Linked DNA regions of Homo sapiens: all the other regions are linked to region 1. A link is a contact called in ENCODE Hi-C or POLR2A ChIA-PET data. All regions are on one chromosome and are shown on one strand. The core of a region is the stretch at or near the end of the contact, and the rest is flanking DNA. Distances in the headings are between cores, read along the strand shown. Region 1 holds the start of CFTR (CF transmembrane conductance regulator). Region 2 overlaps CFTR (CF transmembrane conductance regulator). Region 3 has its middle 26 kb from the start of CFTR-AS2.

Region 1 (3,119 bases), core at 1-2,500:
TAACATCAACACAAAAAGATAATTCCAAAGAGTAAAGTCCTTCTCTCTCATCCACAGGGAGGAGCTCTCCTTCAAGGGCCAACAGTCTCTCCTTAGCACCGGAGTTCCAGGATTAACTGCACATGCAGAGAACTAAACATAAGAGAGATGTGAAAGCTAAATTCCTTCCCCCCTACACACATATATGAGCTATTTATAACATATTTGACTTTTTTGATACCTCAGTATGCTTATTCATTGGGTAATTATGTGTCAAGTAATGTCCCAAGAGAGAGCAGTACCTATTCATTCATTCACACCAGTATAATAACAGGAACAAAGTAGATGCAATATCCAAAGAACACTTCAAATATGAAGTGCTACATCTAACAACACTTTGCCTAAGATTCCGAACTTAGATGCTATTTTAAAAAATCTCATTAAAGTTTGCAAGCTTCTGTGGCTCATCACATTAGGCTATGAATACAATTTATTAAATGTCAGTTGGATATAACTTCGGTATCTATTCCTATGGCTTTTAAAATTTATAGCTTGTGAAGTAACTTTTTTCAAAATAAATATTTCAACAAATTTGCTTTCAATTTTTGAAGAATCATTTACCTGTGACAAATACTAGATATATCCAGTCTCATAACAATAAATACTTTAAGCATATATTTTCTACCTACCCCAAAATTTTTGTTGGCTGAATTCAGTCAAGAAATGTTTTCTGAGCACTTACTATATGCAGGCATGGCACCTGTATGTGCCAAGAAGACAATCAAGTGTCCAAGGCATGAAGGGGGAAAACCAATAAACCATACTTAGGTACTTATTAACAAGTATTTTTAGTTTCTTAGAAAAATGAAATAAAACAAGTGCATAGTAGCGTACTTGAGTCTTGAGATTCTAACTTTTCAGTTGCAAGTAGATGTGGCTCTCTATTCAATCAGCTTCAGTTCATTCTTCCATCTCTTCTTAATGCTTTCTGTTTTATTCTACAATACCCACATTTTCTTTCAAAACAATGAATGATAGCGCATCTTTTTAAAAACTGCTTATTCCTTTACCCCAAACCCAACCCATACACACGCCCTCCTCTTTCGTGGGCACGTGTCTTTCCGAAGCTCGGTTGGCCACCTTCTCACCTGAAAAAAAGTTTGGAGACAACGCTGGCCTTTTCCAGAGGCGACCTCTGCATGGTCTCTCGGGCGCTGGGGTCCCTGCTAGGGCCGTCTGGGCTCAAGCTCCTAATGCCAAAGACCTACTACTCTGGGTGCCTGCCGCTCAACCCTTTTTCTCTGACCTGCTGTGATGTCATTTGCTTCCAATTCCCCCCACCCACCCCTACTCCGCACACCACCCCTTCCTTTTGCTCTTTCCCCCGCCTTCACTGCCCAGGTTAAAAGCCGAGTGCTGCCTGGTCCGGCCCCAAATTTGCTCTAGCGGCTTTCTCCACCCACTACGCACCCCCGCCAGCACCCCTCCCGCTCCTTCCTCCTCTCCTCCTTCGCTCCCTCGCCGCCCCGCACCTCCCTTTCCCGATTCTGACTCCCAGCCTCCCTCCCTCGCGCGCGCTCCTTCCAGGTCCGTGTCCTTACCGCCCAGCACCAGGCCCATCCCGCAGGTGGGCGACAGTCGCGGCCTCTCTTTAGGTCCAGTTGGCAACGCTGGAGGACAGAAGAAGCCACCGGCGGGAGAACCGGCTCCCCGGAGAGCTTCCTAGACCCTCCTTCGCGTCAGGGTCCGCCAGACCCAGGACCCGCTGCCACCAGCTTCCCCGGAGCCTGCCTTCCTCCTCCTCCTCCTTTTCCCGATGATCCTAGTCGGGTTCCTGTTACGTTTGCAAGGTGCATTTTGAAAAGGGAAGGAAAATGTGCCTTTCGTATATCAAAATACAGCCTTAGAGAGCCGAAAAGTTCCGCGGCAGTGTGGGTCTGATGCATTTACCTTAGCGCTTCCTTTGCGTGTCGGAGAAAAGAACCAAGCTTTATTAGTTTCAGGTTTAGGTGAGTGAACTCCAAGGGTGGCACAGAAATCTTAGGACACGTACTGAAAGAGAAAAAAAAATCTGCAAGGAGGTAAGAGGAGATAATGCTTTGCGTAATTACCGGCCCAGGATGTGTTCCTTGTCTATCCTTTTTAGCCCAGTGCGCATTTTTAAGGAAGGCTTTGGAGTGTTTTAGCGATAATGACAAGGAACAATGTAAACTAACCCGCCCTCCTATAGATTTCCTAGTCTCAGTCAGCAAAACATCTTGACTAATCCACCGAAAGGAAGCCAAGCAGTCTTTGAAGCGAAGGTAATGTGTTAACTTTGACCTGACTCAGAGAAACGCCATCTTCAACTCTCTGAGGGGCATCTGGGCATTCCCAGGCGTAGGCGCCTTCCTTCTGAGAATTTTGTGTAGGATTGCCTGTGTCTCTGACGGTTTTTAAAGAGCCAACCCTCTAATCCCTGAACCCTACTGTGTAAAAGCAAGCATACATTGTGTTTGAATTGAAAAATTCAAAGGAAAGTAAAAATTTTGGCCTGATTACTTTATTGCCGACACATCTAAGGCAAGGGTCTTGTGAATTATCTTGTTGTTGACTTGTGGTCACCCAAATACAGTACAAATAAAATGTGCATTTCATGATGGAAAGACAAGAACCTGTGTTGAAAATAAAGAATGTGTTCAGCAGGTTTTCATAGCTCTGCTTTGCCCTTCCGTGGGCAAAAGCATACCTTTTTTTCTTGATATTGTAAAGTAAGATTTAGAAACATTTAATCTTTATTATCCTAAATTTGAATAGTAGAGAAAAGAGCAAAGAGATAAACCACATTGCATTAAGTTAGACACCAGGAAAGAATTTCAGCATTTTTAACTCACCATCCACTCTGTTGTTTGAAATCCTCTACCTGTGTTTTCATCTCTCCATTATGACAAAAAATTGTGAGACTCTGTCTTCACTATTGACTTTTCCCAGACATGTGATTGAACTCACCACATCCACTTCCCCATTCCCAATCTGTTGTTTGGTTTATAACTGTTAGTGTGGCCCATCAAATATAATACATGCATTTTGAAATAAATTAATAATTAGTTCTTCTTTGTTATCAACAAGCAAGTGAAAATAAAGGGATTAAGAATTAAGCT
Region 2 (3,088 bases), core at 322-2,821, 180 kb before region 1:
CTGTCAGACACCATTTAAAGGATGACCAAGTGAAGTCCAGATTAAAAAAACATGATTATAGTTACTTTTACTTAGTACCCATATTTGCCAGGCACTGCGCTGGGCCCATTTTACATGTAAACTTGAAAAGTCACAACAATCCTACCAATTTATTGGGCCACAATGCCAGAAGTCTTTTTTTTTTCTCTTGGGATTCAGTTTCTTTTGAAATTCTCTTTGGTCTACACAGCTGGTAATTTCAGTTTGGCACCAATCTTGGAGAGAAGCTGTCTGGGCCTAAGCTGTTTTGGGATAGGTAAATTAAACTATCCAAGTTCTAGATTTTAGAAACTCTCTTCCCTTCCCTTGGACTTGCTTTAAATTCCTCCATCAAATGATAGGCAGACTGCCATGGTAAAGGTGTGGACCCAGGAAATAAGGAAAAAGGAGGCTCTCTGGACCAGCTTTTGTTCTAAGCCTTCCAGCTAGTAACTAGGTACAAGTCATGGCTTCATGAGATACAGTCCAGATCAGCAAGGATAAGATTCTACACTGGACATGGAAGCCAAGTCCAAGCTAGAAATAAAGCATTTCTTGGCCTGGAATTATCACTGTATATATTTTTAATTTCCATTTGGGATAATGGGGAATTATGTAGGAGGTGCTGTTGGGATAAGATTCAGGTGTCTGGCTATTTGTCATTACTCTGTTCATTTACCTCTAGAGATACTAGTCATGGCAAGGACAAAGAGAGGACTCAGTGAGATGACATACATCCTGGTTTGCCCCGGAAAGTCCTGCTTTGCACTTTTGTCATAATGTCCTGTCCAGTTTAGTGTTTGACACACCCAAAAATGTCCTGTTTGGACAAATTGTATTATCAGCTGTATTAGACTAAAGCCTAGGCCTTGTGACTTTGAAACCCAAATGCCTTTTCTGCTTCTCTAGGCTGATACTTGCTTGTTTGTTTGTATGCTGCTAGCAGGCTTACTCATCAAAAACCTATCACTACTAATCAAAAAAGCACACTACTACTCAACAAAAACTTAGCACTACTACTCAAAGCACTCATGACATTAAAGTTAGACTAACATCATCATCTTTGTGAATGGTAAATTATAAAAAAGGAGAACAGTAAAAGTATATACCTAAATATGAACTGATGAAATAAAAACCTAAACAGGTAAAAATTTTGCATTGTATTAGTATTTAAAATCATAACCACAGGTTCTAAGATTTTAGATTATATTTATGATCCTGCTTTCCTGTAAATTTTATTTTGATTTGGCAATACTTGCAGATTTTATAAAGGCTAATGTCTTCCCTCCCAAGTTTCCCTCCCATTGCATTGTGTTCCTATAGTGCATTCTCTGAAGTCATATCAAAGATCTTAAAATGTGTCACTTGCAATTTAGTTAATGTTTTCTTTAAAGCGCCTGTGTTTGTTGGGTAATAAGGAAACTTTGATAATGAAAACGGTTAATCTAAGTACATTTTATTAGGGGCATGTTAAGGTTGGGCACTCAATGGGTAAGTGTTTAACACTCACAGGCATTTCAAAGCTCCTGGCAGGGTCCACTGTGAAGGAAGGCAGAAAAGGGAAGAACATTTGGGATAAACAGAAATTGGGCTAAAAGGACCAAAAGCGCTAATAGTGGAATACAGTTGTTCTCTAAGAAGACCTTTGAGGCTCAACATTTTAGGTCCCCTGATCCTATTCTGCCACAATCCAGACCTTTGGACTTAAGTTTAATAAAACAAAATAATTTATGTTCCCTTTTCTTTAATATAATGCTTATTTTTTAAAATTATAAGTTTATAGCTAGAGTATTCTGTTAAAGAAACCCAGAATTTCGAGAATTTCTCCAGCTCTCCTCCCCATCAAATTCCTCTGTATAATGCTCTCAAGTATAATGAACCACCTGTTGGATAAACATAAGGTGTTATTTAGAAAATTTTATTCCATTTTAGTTAATATATTTCCTATATAATGTCCTAATGGCTTCAAAGGATGGCATATGCCTCATCTAGGTCATATGGCATTTTGCCCGGCAGTGCTCACAGCCACATACCCAAAGGCAGACGATTCCTGGCGACTTCGAAAGAAAACTATTGTCATTTGCAGGTGTTCTAGAATGAGCATCACTGTTTTATGCTAAACCTGTTTCCCAGAGAAGTATATCAAGTCAAACCAAAGCCTCCTTCTTGTAGTGGAGAGCTTCAGAACTCAGATAGGGAGTAGATGAGAAGGTGTGGAGAGATGATAATTTATACTGGGAATAATCCCAGTATAGTGGAGTCGCCTAGGTCTCTTCTAATTCATGTTTCATTGACGCAAATTGATTAGGAAAGGACAAAGTAGTGCTACCTATAGGGTTTGCTATAAACTGAAAGCTTCTGTCCCCCTGCCAAAGTCATATGTTGAAATCCTAACTTCAAAGATGCTGGTATTAGGAGGTGGGGCCTTTGGGAGGTGATTTAGGTCATGAGGGCTCTACCCTAAACCCATGATTTGGATTACTGCCCTTATAAAAGACATCCCAGAGAGCTAGCCTGCCCACTCTTCTGCCATGTAACAACACAGTGAGAACACAGCCATCTGTGAGGAAGAAGGCCTTCACCAGACACAAAATCTGCTGGCACCAGATTTTGAACTTCCCAGCCTCCACAACTGTGAAAAATAAATTTTACTGTTGTTTATAAGACATCGTGTAGTAGCCCCAATGGACTAAGACAGAATATTGGTACTGGGATCTGGGTACTGCTGTAACAAATACTCAATGTGGAAGCAGCTTTGGAACAAGGTAATGAGTAGAGGCTGGAAGAGTTTTCAGGTACATGCTAGAAAAAGCCTACATTGCTGTGAATGGACAATTAAAGGCCATTCTGGTGAGGGCTCCAGAGAGGAGGAGAGCTATAGAGAAAGCTACTATCTTCTTACCGAATACCTAAGTGGTCATGAGCAGAATGTTCCCAGAAATATGGACGGTAAAGGCCAATCTGATGGGTTTTCAGATGGAAATGAGGAACATGTTATTGGACAATGGAGGAAAAGCTATCCTTCTTATAAAATGTCAAAGAACTTGGCTGAGCTGTTTGTGTCCTAGTG
Region 3 (3,200 bases), core at 189-2,688, 190 kb before region 1:
ATTTGAAATTTTAAACAATTAAAATTTTAATCGACCAGAAAATGTAAAAGAATGTAATGGTCGTCTCAGGCTCACTTGGAATGTTTAACTTCTGTGGCTCAATAGCCTGTCAACATTGCTTGGTTCAAATGCAAATGCTTGGTGTGAGCTCCAAGCAGGAAGGAAGCTGTGTTTGTGTAAGGACACACTGGCTCCTGGTTTGGCTCCCCGAGGACACTGGAGTATCTGACCCAATTAGGAGATAAGAGAAAATAAAAATCAAATCATAATTTTTTCCTTACAAGAGGATTGCCTATGATGACAAATTTGCTCACACAACTTCTCTTTTAGAATATGAATAAGCCCATGGCACCTGCTGCCAATGAAAAGGCAAAGGAGAAGGGAGATAATTATATTTAAAATAGTCTTATTTTCAATTAGCTTATAGAACATTGACAAAAATTATGGCCAATCAATTGTGGCCAAATGTATTGATCCTTTCTTTTAATAAAACAGAGAAAGTTTATTTCTTTATATTATAATTTTTAGTAAATTATGACTTAAATTTCATAAGGATTAATTGCAAGGTAGATTTTTAAATTGCTTCTATAAGTATTTGTGTCAATATTTGTCAATTCAGTTTTGGTTTCATTTATCAGCACATCTGCCATTGCTGATAAAGATTGCTCCTTCTATTATTCCATCAGTGACAAAGGTGAATGGGAAAGAAGAGAGTTAAAGAGCAATTTGTGCCCCAAAACTATTCAGGCTTAATTTCTACTTTTCAAAATGGCTTAAAGATAAAATGTCTTTGAGATTCACTTACATTAGTATGTGAGGCTCTGTACTCATTTCTGTTGTTGGCACTGGCTGTCTTAACAATAAAACCAAATCTCCACAAGGTGGCAGTTTTTGAAGATACAATTGTACTTTGTGTACAGATTCTGTACTTCAATGAATAGAAGATGTATTGGAACTGAATCATAACTTTTGATCCAAGTAGCATTTTAGAATTAAGGCCAGCATTAGCATATTCACTTATAAAGTTGTTGACCACCTTTCATAATGTTCTTAACCATTTTACAACTAGAGAAACTGAAGCAGATTATTTCCCTGACGCCTTCACGGGACTTGAGACAGGGGTGCCTCATTTACCCATCCCGCCCCGTCTACCCCTTGTGGGAGGGAGCGTGCGAATGAATAAGTGCAGGAACCAGAACGAGCGAGTGCAGGAACCAGCCAACCGCTTTCAGGTGCCGGCAGTAGCAAACTCTGTGCGGGCCCAGCGGCGCAACCAGGTAGGAGTGCCTGAGAGCCTGAGGCCCAGAGGGTGTGTTGCAGTGCTCTTTCAGCTCTGCCGTCTGCGGAAGGCTTAAGTGTTAACAGCTCAGTGAGCTCTTTGCCTTTTCATGTGAGGCAGCTGCCCTCCACCAGCAAGGGCAAACAGCCAGTGTGACAGCCTTTTGTATCCATACTCGTGGCCTCCAAGCTCTTGTCTGGCGTCCAGAAAAAATGAGGTCACATGAACGAATTGAAGGATGGTAAATGAGGGATTTTATTGCTGATGAAAGTGGCTTTCAGTGGGAAATAGAGCTGAACAGGGGACAGGGCAGATAGGTAATCTTCCCCTGAAGTCTTGCCTTCTCCTCTCAGATTCTTCTCCAAAGTATGCTGTCAAGCTGTCGCTCTGAAGTCAAGCCACTTCTCTCCAATGTCCAGTTATAGTCCCATCTACCAACTGAGTCTGGGGTTTTTATAGGCAAAGGATGGGGGTGGAGCAGGCCACGGGTAGTTTAGAAAAAGGCAACATTCGAGTGGGAAAACAGGGATAGAAGTTCTCACTTTCGGTGGCAGTTTCAGGTTTTTCGGATTGAGGGTGGGGTTTCACCAGGGTCCCGCCCTTTTCTGCCTAGAATTTCTCTGCCCCCTGTCCCTATCAATACTGAGTGATTAAAGAGCAATTGAATATTCCCATTGTATGGAATTAAGGATAAACCCAAAATTTTGCCAAGACCTCTCCTTTCTCTGAGAAAGTACACAGGTATTGAGTCCCGGCTCCCTGTCAACTGACAATGACTTGGGTCTCTTAGCTCTACACACTGGGAACAGCTTCTAATTCCTAACCTAACAATTTGGAGTTCTCATGCTCCAATGTATTTGTCTTGCATTTGTAGGTTTTTTCACTGTATTTTTAAATAGGGAATTGTGATTGTCCACACCTGTTTTAACAGGTCAAACAGGTTTTTATATTGAGCTCTTTAAACCTCATTTTAAATTGTCTTCCACATAGTATTTGAGGTTCTTTCTTTAGTGAAGTACTAAAATATTTACCTTGGGGGTTTTATTAGCCTTTCACTCGAATAGGTAACAATTTCCCAACCATGGAAGGTCCCTGGTTACTGGAAGGAAGCATATTCATTTCAGGTTTTGGCTTTTTTTCCTCATAATGAAGATAAACAAAGTGAAACAACTAGGAAATAAATTAAGAAAGTGTGTGTCAGATAGGAGTGGGCATAGACAGGGACAAGTAAAGCCCCAAAATCAAGACTTCAATACAGAAAACAAATAAAAATAGAAAGTCTGTGGCTATAATAGTTTATTTTATTTTTTTAAATGGGAAAGAGGAAAGAAAATCTCATATGAGGAAAAATCAAGTGTAGGGATATATATAAGCTAATATATAAATGAAATGAATACCTGAAATGGTAAAAGGGACAGAAGCTAGAAATTTGTAATTTAAGGTACTTGCACTGATATGAAATGGAATATTGTTATTTAAAGGCACATAGGTCACTTGTAAATGTTTATTGCAAACTGTAGGGCAACCACTAAAAAAGTTTAAAAAAAGAAGAATTGCTATGTTAAGAAGGTGAGAAAATAGAATCCTGTAAAATGCTCAATAAAATTTAAAAAGGCAAAAAAATGGGGAAAGTAAAAATAGGAATAAAGAACAAAGGAAACAAACAGAAAACAGGAATAAATATGGTAGATATTAATCCAATTATATCAATAATCATTTTAAATGTCAAGAGCTAAAAAACAAAGATTGTGAGAGTGAATCAAAAAGCAAGACTTACATGATGTCTATAAGAAACCTAGTTAAATTTAAAGCCCCAGGTAGATTAATAAAGGGATGGATAAAGTTATACCATGCTAACAAAAGAAATCCAGTAAAGGAACTCAACAACAAGACACAACCTGATCAAAACACGGGCCAAAGA

What was found. A loop is a pair of places that touch in the nucleus more often than their neighbours do. ChIA-PET counts read pairs that join two places held with the same protein, here RNA polymerase II (POLR2A). Pooled maps may share reads with other maps.
Region 2: a loop to region 1 is called in a map of HepG2, with 1.9 times the contacts of the local background. The contact joins the enhancer-like site here to the promoter of CFTR in region 1. A Hi-C loop is called at or near these places in 1 of 168 maps with a recorded cell type or tissue (HepG2). POLR2A ChIA-PET finds 5 or more read pairs at or near these places in 2 of 52 experiments (OCI-LY7 and PC-9).
Region 3: a map of Caco-2 shows a loop between it and region 1 (4-fold over the local background). The contact joins the enhancer-like site here to the promoter of CFTR in region 1. A Hi-C loop is called at or near these places in 3 of 168 maps with a recorded cell type or tissue (Caco-2, endothelial cell of umbilical vein and heart right ventricle), 1 of 37 single-sample maps with no recorded cell type and 4 of 50 pooled maps. POLR2A ChIA-PET finds 5 or more read pairs at or near these places in 2 of 52 experiments (OCI-LY7 and PC-9).

What each region holds. Positions count from the first base shown.
Region 1 is chr7:117,478,156-117,481,274 of GRCh38, reverse strand. It overlaps CFTR (CF transmembrane conductance regulator), which reads right to left and starts at 1,250. Exons shown (of 27, transcript NM_000492.4): 1 at 1,128-1,250. The coding sequence starts at 1,180. RefSeq lists cis regulatory regions at 1,188, 1,432-1,439, 1,590, 1,992, 2,067, an enhancer at 1,283-1,309, promoters at 1,228-1,353, 1,181-1,813, 1,215-2,001, 1,214-2,965, 1,214-3,119 and a silencer at 1,557-3,119.
Region 2 is chr7:117,655,339-117,658,426 of GRCh38, reverse strand. All of the region lies in intron 24 of CFTR (CF transmembrane conductance regulator), which reads right to left. Among named protein-coding and RNA genes, the nearest start is that of CFTR-AS2, 9.5 kb to the right of the region's middle. Within about 2 kb of position 1,571, at least 2 of the 41 ENCODE cell types and tissues checked have a DNase peak (open chromatin) inside an H3K27ac peak, as active enhancers do.
Region 3 is chr7:117,671,734-117,674,933 of GRCh38, reverse strand. No RefSeq gene overlaps it. Among named protein-coding and RNA genes, the nearest start is that of CFTR-AS2, 26 kb to the right of the region's middle. RefSeq lists a cis regulatory region at 876-889 and an enhancer at 746-1,319. Within about 2 kb of position 1,438, at least 11 of the 41 ENCODE cell types and tissues checked have a DNase peak (open chromatin) inside an H3K27ac peak, as active enhancers do.